Regions from separate parts of the Mus musculus genome. Here region 1 is linked to region 2. Evidence: chromatin contacts called from ENCODE Hi-C or POLR2A ChIA-PET data. All regions are on one chromosome and are shown on one strand. The core of a region is the stretch at or near the end of the contact, and the rest is flanking DNA. Distances in the headings are between cores, read along the strand shown. Region 1 holds the start of Mrpl19 (mitochondrial ribosomal protein L19). Region 2 holds the start of Gcfc2 (GC-rich sequence DNA binding factor 2).

Region 1 (6,177 bases), core at 3,643-6,142, 42 kb after region 2:
CCAACACGGCCACACTTCCTAACAGTACCACTCCATATGGGCCAAGCATATTCAAACTACCACCTGTGTCATAAGCAGCTGTAACTCCAGTTCCAGGCAGTCTGATACTTCCTGGTCTCTGGAACCATGTACACACATACAGGCCTGGGTGCTAGGAACTAAACGTAGGGCCTCTGCAAGAGTAGCAAGTGCTCTGAACTACTGAGCCACCTCTACAGCTCCTATTCTTACATTTTAACTTGCACACTGTTGTGTGTTTATGGTTTTTTCCCTACTCCTCTTGCTCAGATCCCAGTTCATCTTATTCTGGTGATGCTAACTTCACTGGCTATAGAAAGGGAATGACTGTCAGGTGATTGCTCTTTTGAGAGCAATAAACTGACATGCAGACTTTATGCTAGGTACCGAAAAGTGAGGAATGCTCATTTAATCACTATGTCCTTACAAAGCAAACTTAATGGCTTTCAAACCAAAGAGCTAATACATTAACCAAAGGCATTCTCAGAACAAGGGCTTAAAAGAAAGATACTTTTTTTTTTTTTTTTTTTTTTTTTTTTGGTTTGTCAAGACAGGGTTTCTCTGTATAGCCCTGGCTGTCCTGGACCTCACTTTGTAGACCAGGCTGGCCTCGAACTCAGAAATCCGCCTGCCTCTGCCTCCCGAGTGCTGGGATTAAAGGCATGCGCCACCACACCCGGCAGAAAGATACTTTTAAGTGTGTGTGTAATTGCAGTACACATACGCAAGGATGTGCAGTAGAAGCCAAAGGGCAACTTTTAGGAGTTGTTACTCGCCTTCCGCCCTGGGTTCCAGAGTCAAGTTCAGGGCATCAGGCCTGAGCCAACAGGCATGTTTACCTGTTGAGCCATTCACTAGTCCCAGGATCAAGACTTCTTCGATGCTTCTATTTCTTCCCACAATGCAGCTTCAATTTTTGAAGTGTCATATTCTCTCATCATATCAAACTCAATCCATGGCTTGTTCCACTTCTGGGCTTCCTTCATTTGCTCTTCAGTTAAAGCAAGGTCAAATCTGATTCCCTTAATGTTGAAGTTTGGACGTTCCCAGCGTTTGGACCACGGCTTTGGCTTCATTTTAACTTTCAGCTTAGCAAAACAAAAACAGGAATTGTGGGCTGGTGAGGTGCACACAAAAGTCTTCCCCCCACCCCCGCCCCCACCCCCGCCCCCTCCCCCGCCCCCAGGTCTTCTGCAGGCGCTTCTCTCTTACTTGCCCCTGAACAAATGCACAGCATCTACCTTGTTAACAGGCACTTCCTGGCAGGCCTCCTGTGGGACCGGCTTCATGTTCACGTCAAAGGTGCTGTACTCGGGAAGGGCGTCCCGTAAGTACAGCAGGTTGTCATCCAGCCGCTTCTCCAACTTCACCACCTGGATCTCCTGGATTCGAGGATTATACAGTTCAAAGCAAATCTCCACACCTAGAAAGGGAACAGGCTGCTTCAAGCCATGGACTCACCACATTAAGTCCAGACTCCCGCAATACTTTACCGTACAGTATAAAGAAGCTAGCAAGTGGGAACTGAGCAAACACATGTCATTTTTAAAAGATCAAGATTATCAAAGCAAAACAAACTAAATCCCATTTGAATTGAAAAGTGAGAAATTGAATGATGTGGTGTAAGACGTCTATAAATACATCACCCCCACCTCTTCAACATACATTACCCTGGGAAGAGAAAGCCTCGGCTGGAGAACTGTGTAGACCGGACTGGCCTGTGGGTATGTCTGTAGGGCCAATTGATATAAAGGGCCCAGTCCCTTGTGGGAGGTACCATCCCTGGGCAGGTGGTCCTAGGCTGGATGACGAGGTGGCTGACAGAGCCCACGAGTGAACCAGCAAGCAGCACTCTGCCATGTTTCTGTCTCTCTTGAAACTGACCTGAAGATGTGTAAGCTGAAATAAACTCGAACTGCACTGGCTACAGAAAGGCAATGAGTGTCAGGTGATTTCCCTTTTTAGAGCAATAAACGGACATGCAGACTCTCACCCTCCGAGTTGCTTTTGGACATAGTGTTTCATCATAACAACAAAGATTGCACTAGTATGCCAGGGAGAGGCCCTCCTGGCACAAACAGTAACGTGGTAAGCAAGCTGCCGTTATGAATGTGACCCTCCAAGATTCACCTTCAAGACCTGCTCTCATGGTAGCTCACTGGTCAGAACCCCAAAGTGCACCCAGAAGAATAAACACTCTTACTTGCCGTTTCAATTCTCCTTTCTAGAACTTTACCATTTGTTCTGCTGTGTCAGTCATGGCATGTGTGACTGCTTCTGACACCATAACCTGTCATAACAGGTTATAACATGTCACAACATAAAGTAGAGACCTTCATTTTAGGAGTCCCAGTGGACTTCGGGGTATTTGCTCAGAAAGGGGTGATCCTGCTAAATGTGACAGCTCACATCTCTAATCCTCTAATCCCTGTCCTCAGGAGGCCGAGATTTGAGGATATTTCAAGTTTGAAGTCAGTCAGCTCTATATAGCAAGTTCCTGGCCACCCATGGCCTATATGGACCATCCCGTTTTAAAAACACTACTAGCAAAAACAAAAGGAATCTCTCTTCACTGCTTTATACACTGTCTCCATACTTGAAAATAACCATGTTTGTTTAGGCAAGGTCTCACTATGTAGTTTCTGCCTCAGGACATCCCTATGCTAGGATAGCAGACATGTCACCATGCCCAGGCCAGTCTAGTCCTAATGGGTGTTGCCCTATAATAAAAGAAGCCCTCAAAAGAAACTAAACAATGCACGTTAAACAGTGAATACTAATCTGTATCCAAGGCAAAGCACACATTATCTCTTGGGGAAATCCCAGTTTCACTCTCTGGATGCTCAAGAAGAAACATACCTTGTCCTTCAATCGTGTTCCTGAGGGTGAAAGTAGCCCCGAGCCCATTCCCTGATCGCTTGATGCAAATCCCCAGGAACTGGCTGGTTTTTCCACTGGCATAGGGGTCGGCTGTGGTGACTCGAAGTATGCTTCCTACAGAGTCAGAAGAGAAGCAAGCTCTGACACAGATGCAGGAATGAACAAATAAGGTTTATATCTTAGTATGTCAGAAATAAATAACAGCAAAACCCAGACATCTGAACAATAATCTGAAGGCAATGAAAACTAGCGCCCAACACCTGCTGCCAGACACCGTTACTCACCAACATAGAACTCTGGAATCGGAAGCACCTTTCTCCTGTCTAGCATATCTTTTCTTTCTATCTTAAATTTCAGAGGGTTTGTTCTCCCCCTGGGAGGGATGAATTCAGGACTCAGGAACCTATAAAAAAATTAAAAATGAAAGGTGATTTAGGCCAGCATAAGAAAAACAATGGGTATAATGTAGATGTATTTTATTCTTTCAATATGGATTGCAATGTTATTTCTAAAACCATGGTTTCCAAAACCATTGTTAATGCTCACTCCTGAGAACGCACCAGGCATTGTGTTTAAATGGTTATCATACATCAAGTAGCCCTCAAGGTCTGGACCTTATTGTCCAAGAAGGCATTTGTGCTAAGGGTTTGTTTAGCTGTCATCCTGGGCAGCTACTGGGGCTTAGAAAGCCTTAAAGAGTTTCAGTCCGGTACAGGAAACATGTCACTGGGCATCTAACCTTGAAGGCAAGGCACAGACCCCGGCCCCTTTCTGTTTCTCCCTTTGCTTTTACCTAGCTAATGCTTCCTGCCACGCTATACTGTGTCACTGCAGGGCCCAAGTGACAGGGCCAGGACCAAGCAAAATTAACTACAACTGTCCAAACCCTGAGCCAAACGAATTTGTTCCCTTTAGGCTGGCTGTCTCTGGTGTTTGTCACCACACAGGCAAGCTGACCCATAGTAGCATAAATTAATCCTGAGACCAGTTAGATGTTTTATTGTCATCTTACTTAAAAAAAAAAAAAACAAAGCACAACTGGAGCGTAAAGGTGATGAACCGCTGACATAATTACTATTTGTTACAATTTTGTCACAGTTAATACGCTGCATTTCTCTCAGTCTGCAAATGAGCACAAGTCTCCCACTGAGCTATAAATATGGAGAAAATATATACAAATCACCAGCTGCAAACTGACTTTAAAAGAAATCTTCCACCGAGCATAGGGATTCCCACCTTTGATCCTAACATTTAGGAGGCAAAAGCAGGCAGATCTTTTTTGAGTTCAAGGCCAGCCTGATACACACCCACAAATTATTGTGTATTGTGGTTGGAGCGCCCAGCATAACATTCATGTGGGGATTTGAAGGCAAACTTTGGAGTACGGTCTCTCTTTTCTCTATGGGTTCTAGGCATGGATTTGGGTGTACAGGTTGCAACTTTCACAACCGAACCACCCTGCGGGTCCATACTGTTAAGCTTCTGAAGATGCATTTATGTAGGTAAGACGAAAAAGAGTGTGCTGGATCCACGTGCCTGAGCCGATCTGACCTCCCCAAACCCTTCCTCCTGGATAGAATCTGTTGGCCAAGGCTCACCGTGGTGGATTTTAGGACAAACTGAGGGAAGGGAGTCCAAGCCTGCGTCTTTCGTGATCTAGAGAGGGGCAGACCCGGAACCCGATTTCGTGCAGCCCAGCTATAAAGCGGGTATCAAAGTGTGCGCACTCCCACGCGGCCTCGGCCGCCTCACCTTCTCTCGTCTTCCGGGACTCGGCGCCGGTCCACGATGACAGGTTTCGGCGGTGGCTTGAACCCACCGGGCTCTGAAGGCCCGGTGCTCTGAAATCGGCTTGGGCCCGTGCAGACACGGCAGGCATCAGATGCGAAGGCAGCAAGCCGTGGCCTGGCCATTCGGACGCTCCGGGCCAGGTACAGGGACGCCCTACAACTTTCTGCCATGGAGGCCGCCATGTCTACACCCTCAATGAAGGACTACAACTCCCAGAAGTCAGTGCGATGGGGTGTGGCCGGACGGTGGCTCCTATGGGACTAAACTTGCTTCCCGGTGTACCGCCGCTTGTTTGAGGGAGTTATACCTGTAAATGTATATAATTTTCCTCTTCTCCATAATTTGCAAAGTTACACTTCTCTACAGGGTTAGCAAGTTTGTACATTTCACTAAGTACTGTGATCTCATTTGCATTTAGTGAGTGACTATGAAGTGCGTGGAGTGTGTGTGTGTGTGTGTGTGTGTGTGTGTGTGTGTGTGTGAGTGTGATTGCAGGTGCCCATGAAGGACATATGATCCCCTGGAGCTGGAGTTACAGGCAGTGGCAAGGGACCCTATGTGGATGCTGGAAATTGAACATGGGTCCTCTGAAAAATTACGTGTTCCTAACTGCAGAGCCACCCTCTCCAGCCTCCTCAGTTCCACCTTTTATTTGCTTGTGCCTACATGAAAAACACAACTGTCACCTAAAGGGCAAAAGAGATAGTTTATTCTAGAGTCAAGTATTAATGAGGGGCTCAGAACACAAGATTTAGGTCACCACAAATCCATGTTCCAATTACATGTAACAATTCCATGGCATTCCATAGTATCAGAGCAAGAAAGCCATTCCTTAAACACATTGGCAGGTACACCCATTTAGGAATGCTATATCAAAATGGAGATGTCTCTGCTGTATGCCTCAGTTGCGCTGATGGCCTTCTTAGCCTTCAGGTTGATGGAAGTGAGGCGGTTGCTGAATGTAGTCCCTTAATAATAACAAGGCCGTTGGTTCACAAGTAAGTTGGGAATAAATTACCATTTGAGGGACTAATGGGCCAAGATAGTTGGGCTCTGGATCTGCAGCACCACAATGCTTCAAGTCACTCACGTTTTAATTAGTTAATCAGTCTTGTAGAACGTTGCTTCTTTTAGGAAATTTTCGTTTGCCTCTTGTTTGATTATTGGTATTTAGTTCGTTGTTATGAATTCCGTGGGGAGCAATGAGTATCTTCTTTTGCTTAACTTCTGTCTTACTAACCAGCACTACCTGGCTCTCACAGGCTCCAAACAGAATAATAAATGCTAGCTGTTTTGTCAAAAGTTAGAGTCATCAGAGAGGAGAGTACCCCCAACTGAGAAAATGTCTCCATAAGATAGGTCTGTAGGTGGCCTGTAGGACATTTTTTTAAGTTAGTGATTGATGGGGGAGGGTCCAGCCCATTGTGGGTGGTGCCATCCCTGGACTGGTGTTTCTAGATTCTATAAGAAAGCAGGCTGAGCAAGCTA
Region 2 (6,185 bases), core at 3,359-5,858:
CCACTGCCATAGCTGCCAAGGACATCGTGGTTTCACCTCTAGGCTGAGAGTCTCTGGCCTTTAGTGAGCATCTTAAATAAGAAGCCTGGGGCTGGGCTTGTGGCTCGGATGGGAGACTGCTTGCCTTTCAATTACTAGGTTTTGGGTTCAATCCTCAGTGCTTTCTAAATCTGTTTTGGTGGTGTTAGCATATAACCCATTACTTTGAAGGTGGAGGCGGGGGATAAGGGGTATGGGATCATCCTAAGGTACCTAGAAAGTATGGATCGGCCTGCATCACATGAGGCTCTCTTTTGGTATAATATAAAAAACAATAATCGTATTCAAAAACTGATATTTCCATTCCCTAATCATACCTACATTTCCCCTACTTCTGGACTACAACCTCACTATTCTGCACTGCAGAGTGACTGTCACAGATTTAAAATGAGTTGTACCCCACACACCTAAATCAGTGTGTGTGTGTGTGTGTGTGATGTATATATGTGTATGTTAGATCTGTGTCATGGATGTTCATTTGTGTGTGGGGCTGGCACGCTGAGAATGTGCCAGAGGCCAGAAGAAGATGCTGATATTCTAGTGGAGCTTATACTCAGACAGGATAAAAAGCAAGGAGTTCACAACCCCTGTATGCTGATTTTGTTACATAGCATGTCATCTAATAAGCTAGGATGTTATTTCCGTCTACGATAAAAGTTAACACTTATGTTGCCCTCTTGAATGAATGGTCTGATCAGGAATCACATAAACATGGTTGAAGTGAAAACTTTAAGGGTTCTTTGGAGAGTCAGTTGTGTTGGAAGGTGTTTTGCTGGGGCAAACACATGAAGGAGTGTTTTTCTGAAGGGGACACAGGTGAAAGACTAAGGCAGACTCATGAAGGAACGTTTCACTGAAGCAGACACAGGAGAGAGGATGCTCTGCTAAAGCAAGTACAAATAAGAACACATGTACGGGTCTGCCTTGCATTGCATAATTGGGCTGCATTTGTCAGGTCTTCAAGGGACTCAGGCTGATTGGATGCTCGAGCTGAGGCAAGACCGGTGCTGAGGCAAGGCACGTGGAGGACACATGATTATTTGGAGGGTATAAATAAATAGGACTCCATGGAGTGACGGAGACAGAGATTGGCTTGCTGGTACAGTTAGCTGTGCAACAAGTATGGGTCTCAAGTCTTCGATGATCTCTGCTTCCCTAAGAGGGGCACAGCCAAGAACTACTCCTGGTGTTCCTGCCCGTCCCTCCCGCTGACTGAAGCAGAAGCTGAGGCTTGACTGTCCCTGCTAGGTCACGTCACCGTTGTTGCTTATCTGATTCTCCTGAACGGGACTGCTGGTGTATCTGTGAAGTGTTTTTGAGTGGATCAAGCTGCTGCTGCCTGCTAACCTGTGAACTGAACTGCCGATTTGCAGACAACACAGATGGGAATTGTTCCATTCTAAACAGGTCCACTTCCCCCATATCCTTTCTTTCCCACTACCTCTGGTGGGTGGTGGGCTACAAGGGAGGTTAAAGTGTTTAGGAATCATCATTAAAAGTAAGGTTTGGAAAAATTAAAGTTACACATGGTAAACAAAAGGGCTGATTGCAAGCACCTCCTGCAGCCTCTTCCTTTATGAAGTGCCTGCTTCCTGTGTGCCTGAGGTGCCTTCACACCAGCTTAGCTTCTGTGACATTGGTCCAGTTCATGCTTCGAGGTTCTAAGTGGTAGTGGTGCCTTGAAGCAGTGACTGTCTGCATGGAAAAAGCATTTTCTAATCAGAGAGCATCCTGGGGACAAACAGTAGCTGGGGGACAGCTGCAGTGCGGCCCCTGCCACCTTTATGTGTCCAGCTCTTCTCGCCATGAGTCAGCACATTAGGGAGCTGTTTTAGGGGAGATTACAGAAAAGCAGCTGCCTCTGGGGTATTTGGGTCATAGCTAACGGTGGCCCTGGTAACCATGAGCTACAGGACTAGGAAAGAACCTTCCTCGGCTGGTCTCAGTTGGTCTCTCTGTCCTCTGATTTGATCTTTTCTGAGATGAATGGGGAATTTTCGCAGTATCACAAGCCTCGTGGTCATCATGGAGATAGAATACTCAGGGGTCAGGGAGGAACAAACATCCTATGGCTTCATATTTTAGAGCTAAAGGGTATTTAATTTGTTCCTCTGATGTCGCTGGAGCTCAGGGCAGTTAAACAACTTGAGCTTGGTGGGTATGCAGGCTCACACCTGTAGTCCTGGCACTTGAGAAACTGAAGTAGGAACAGTACCATGACTTGGAGGCAAGCCTGGGCTACATAATTAGACCCTATCTTAAAGCAAATCCATCCTAGTTGGAGGTGACACCTCTCCTGAGGTATTAGCAGCCAGTGCCAAGCCCTGCTCAGATGCTGTCCTTACCTCAACACAGACAGGAAGAAGTTGGGTGTGATGGCATAGGCCTGTAAGACAAACATTCACGAGTTCAAGGTCAGCCTTGTTTGCATAGCAAGTTTAAGAACAGCCTGGGCTAATTGATACTCCCCCCAAACAAAGAAGATAGAAAGGAAAGAAAAGATAGAAGAGGAGAAAAATGTTAATCCCATTCTCCTTTCCCATCTAACTTGAATCATTTCCCAGCCATTCAGAGAGGAATTCTGATCTCTTTGTCTGTCTAGGCAGCCAATAATAGCAATGAAACTTCCTCATTCACAAGGTTTGTAACAGCAACAGAAGTCCGACTGACACACTCTTGAATGCCTAAGTTTAATGTAGAAAATCTCCAAAGATAAGGCCTCTCAAGTCTAAGATCACAAAGGATCAAAATCCAAACAATCTAAATTTTGGTATAACAATTTTAGTTCTTTAAAAAATATATACTTAAGAGGCAGGCAGATTTCTGAGTTCAAGGCCAGCCTGGTCTACAGAGTGAGTTCCAGGACAGCCAGGGCTATATAGAGAAACCCTGTCTCAATATATATATTTTAATATTTAATATTAATTTTAAAGGAGCTTTGTTGGAGAAATATATACAAATATTACAGAATAAATAATATTTCCAAATTAAAATAGGCATGCATAGTATGTATGACTTTGGAAGGAAAACACTCAGCTATACTTGTTATAGTCTTATGGGTATAACAATTGTGAGCAAATAATGTAAATTTATAAGTAGGTTAAAAAAATAGAATTAAATAAATAAATCAATAAATAAAAGGGTTGGTAAGATAGCTTGGCTGGTAAAGATACTTGTTTGGCCTAGTGACCAGCTTACACAGTGGAAGGAAAGAGCTGATTCCAAATAGCTGTCTTCTTATCTTAGCCATATTCTTTCTCTCTCTCTCTCTCTCTCTCTCTCTCTCTCTCTCTCTCTCTCTCTCACACACACACACACACACACACATACACACACTAAATATATGTAAAAAGAATTAAACTAAATAGGGTGAAAAGAAAACTATCTTGGTTATTTTTCTCATGTCACCATGACAAAGAACCTGGCAGAAGCATCTTAAGTGAGGAGGGGTTTACTTGACTCACAGTTCTGTCGGCACCCTCCCTCCATCATGGTCGGATTGGCAAGGCCAATGGCTTGGTCAGCAGTGGCCGAACATTGTCAATCAGTAACTCCACACCTTGGCCAACCAGGAAGCTGAGAGCTCTGGCCAGAGGGAGATGTATCCATCACCTGCAAGGCCTGCCTCTGGAGAGCCATTTTTGCGAATTAACCCATAGTCCCAAAGGTTCTACAACTGTCCCACAGTGCCACAATCTGGGGACCAGGTTTTCAATGCCACGAGCCTGTGTTAAATGTTTCTGATTCTAGTCCCAACAACAGTATTTGGTAGCTGTATGCACCCAACTTTATGTAGTCACATGAAATGTTTTGATGGTAACTGAAGTCTTCTTGAAAACCAACCAACAAATAAGGAAACAATAAAGGAATAGTACGCTGGAGACGGGGTGAGGTGTGCTGCAGGTGTTAAAGCCTGGAGCCCAAAGGTTGCAGGCATGGAACCTGATGCTTATGGAAGCAACTGCAAACTCTCATCACAGCTCTGAGAGACCAAGGTTTCACTCTCTCTAGATTGCCTGGGACCCAACGTAGTTCTTACCCCAAAGGGAATACAATTTTGGAGCCAAATATGTGCCCATGGCCTATAAACAGATTTCTGCCTTTGCGAATTCCATGGTCAATGTGGGAAGTGTTAGTTTGAAAGAAGAAAGGAGAGAGAGAGAGCATATGAGAGAGAGAGAGAGAGAGAGAGAGAGAGAGAGAGAGAGGAGAGAGAGAATGGAGTTATAAGCCAAAGCATTTTAAATACATTTGTGGAAACCTTAAGTGAACAGAATGCAGTGGAGAAATCTCAGCCACAGGCCTCAGGTCATTTATGCTCTTATCATTTATGCTTAATTTCATTGTTTATCCCTCCACTTCTGTCTGTTCTGGGTGAGATGTGCAGGTAATCTCCCGGGCTTCGAACATAAACTGCGAGAATGTTTGGCCAGTTATTATCTGTCCCACTAAAAAGGCAGCTCAGCTCGGCCAATTCAGACCATTGGGTACCGAACCCTGCTGCACCAGGCGGAGCTCTCACAAACACGCATGCGCATCTCGAGACGCGCGACTGCGCAGGCGCCGGACACCTAGCCTTAAGGAGACGCGCCAATCCTACTTGGAACATGGCTCTCAGGCCCCAGAGGACTTTCAGGCGGCGCCAGGTCGAGTCCAGCGATAGCGATAGCGATAGCGACGGCGCGAAGGAGCAGAGTGCGGAGGAGCCGGCGTCTGCCGGCGGCCGAACAGAGGGAGCGGAGCGGCCGCGCGGGGCCCGCAGCGCCCGGGGCCGAGGTCGGGTCTGGGCGAGTTCCCGCCGCAGCCCGGGAGCTGCTCCCCGCGGGGACGGCGGAGCAGGTGACCGAGGGGTGGAAAGGGCTCCGTTGCTCAGATCCAGAGGCCTCTATGGCCGTCTGCACCCGCATTGCTCAATGCCGGGGTTGCCCGAAGCCTCCCATAGATCTTGGTGGCACTTTGCAGTTTGCATCCTCAGGTGACCCGCACCGACTAGAGCATACAGCCATTGGTGTGCACACACTGAACCCAAATCCTCAGAGAGGTCCTGAACGACTCCTCGTGCTGTTAGCTGTTAAATGTGGATGAAAGTCGTGTGAGCCTTTGGGAGCTTGTCTAACAGTTTTCTAAGAACACCAGACAGTGACTAAAAGAATAAGGACAGGGTTTGGAACGTTGTCATTTTTAAAATCAGTCATCTGCAACAACAACAAAAAGTAGATTAAAAATAATGTAAAACGAGGTGCTGTGACTGAGATTGGTGACACTAAGGACCGTTCCATTCATGTGATCAAATACCAAGTCATTTGAGGGCTGGCGAAGCCAGTCAGCAGTTAAGAGCACTGGTTACTCTTAGAGGACCCGAGTTCAGTGTCTAGCACCAACTTGGTGGTTCAGGACCGTCTGTAACTCTGGGACATTGGAACTCCTCCCCTAACCCTGTCAGGCAGCAGACACACACAGTGTAGGAAGATCACTGTGTTGTACAATAGATACACTAAACTTATTCTTGTAAAATTTTGTAACCTTTGCCAACATACATTCCCACATTGGCTCATATTAACCACCATTCTATTCAGTGTCTGTGATTTCCTTCAAATTGTTTGGATTCTACATATTAATGAGAGCTTAACATATCTGTCTTTCTGTGCCCAGCGTATAGCACTTAAAATAATGACTTCAAGGCTTGGGATCTTACTGATTTCTTAGTCAATGTCAGGGGCCCGGTTCATCTAAAGTTTGATTGATCTTTTTTGTATTTGTAACAAAGTATGCCGGTCATCTGTTTACCTTGAGTTAAGTAAGTACTTCTCTTCCCTCCTAGATCAGTGGTTCTCAAATTTCTTTGGCCTTTGAACTCTCTTTGTAACTCTTAAAAATAGAGGTCCCAAATAGCCCAGGTTTCTATAGATTATTTTTCTTTTGTTACCACTATCCTTAAGATAGTGGTACTCGGCTCAAAGTTTTACAAAATTAATAATTTGCATTGCTTCATCAACAAACGTGAATGAAAATGGCTTTCTTTTCCCTTTCTTGGTGTGTGGTGAAGAATACAATGACTGTGTACGAGCTGATGTCACTGCCTTTGTGCTGAGGCGAGCGCTTTTACCCACCACACTTGTACCTTACTACAATGTCAACCCAGAGAA

The links. A loop is a pair of places that touch in the nucleus more often than their neighbours do. ChIA-PET counts read pairs that join two places held with the same protein, here RNA polymerase II (POLR2A).
Region 1: a loop to region 2 is called in a map of heart, with 2.5 times the contacts of the local background. The contact joins the promoter of Mrpl19 here to the promoter of Gcfc2 in region 2. A Hi-C loop is called at or near these places in 4 of 37 maps with a recorded cell type or tissue (heart and v-Abl transformed pro-B cells). POLR2A ChIA-PET finds 5 or more read pairs at or near these places in 2 of 5 experiments (Patski and embryonic stem cell).

The regions. Positions count from the first base shown.
Region 1 is chr6:81,961,057-81,967,233 of GRCm38, forward strand. Mrpl19 (mitochondrial ribosomal protein L19) reads right to left here and starts at 4,893. Exons shown (of 5, transcript NM_026490.2): 1 at 4,651-4,893; 2 at 3,183-3,301; 3 at 2,878-3,012; 4 at 1,260-1,441; 5 at 1-1,106. The coding sequence starts at 4,871. The coding sequence ends at 885.
Region 2 is chr6:81,919,061-81,925,245 of GRCm38, forward strand. Gcfc2 (GC-rich sequence DNA binding factor 2) reads left to right here and starts at 4,609. Exons shown (of 17, transcript NM_177884.3): 1 at 4,609-4,878. The coding sequence starts at 4,647.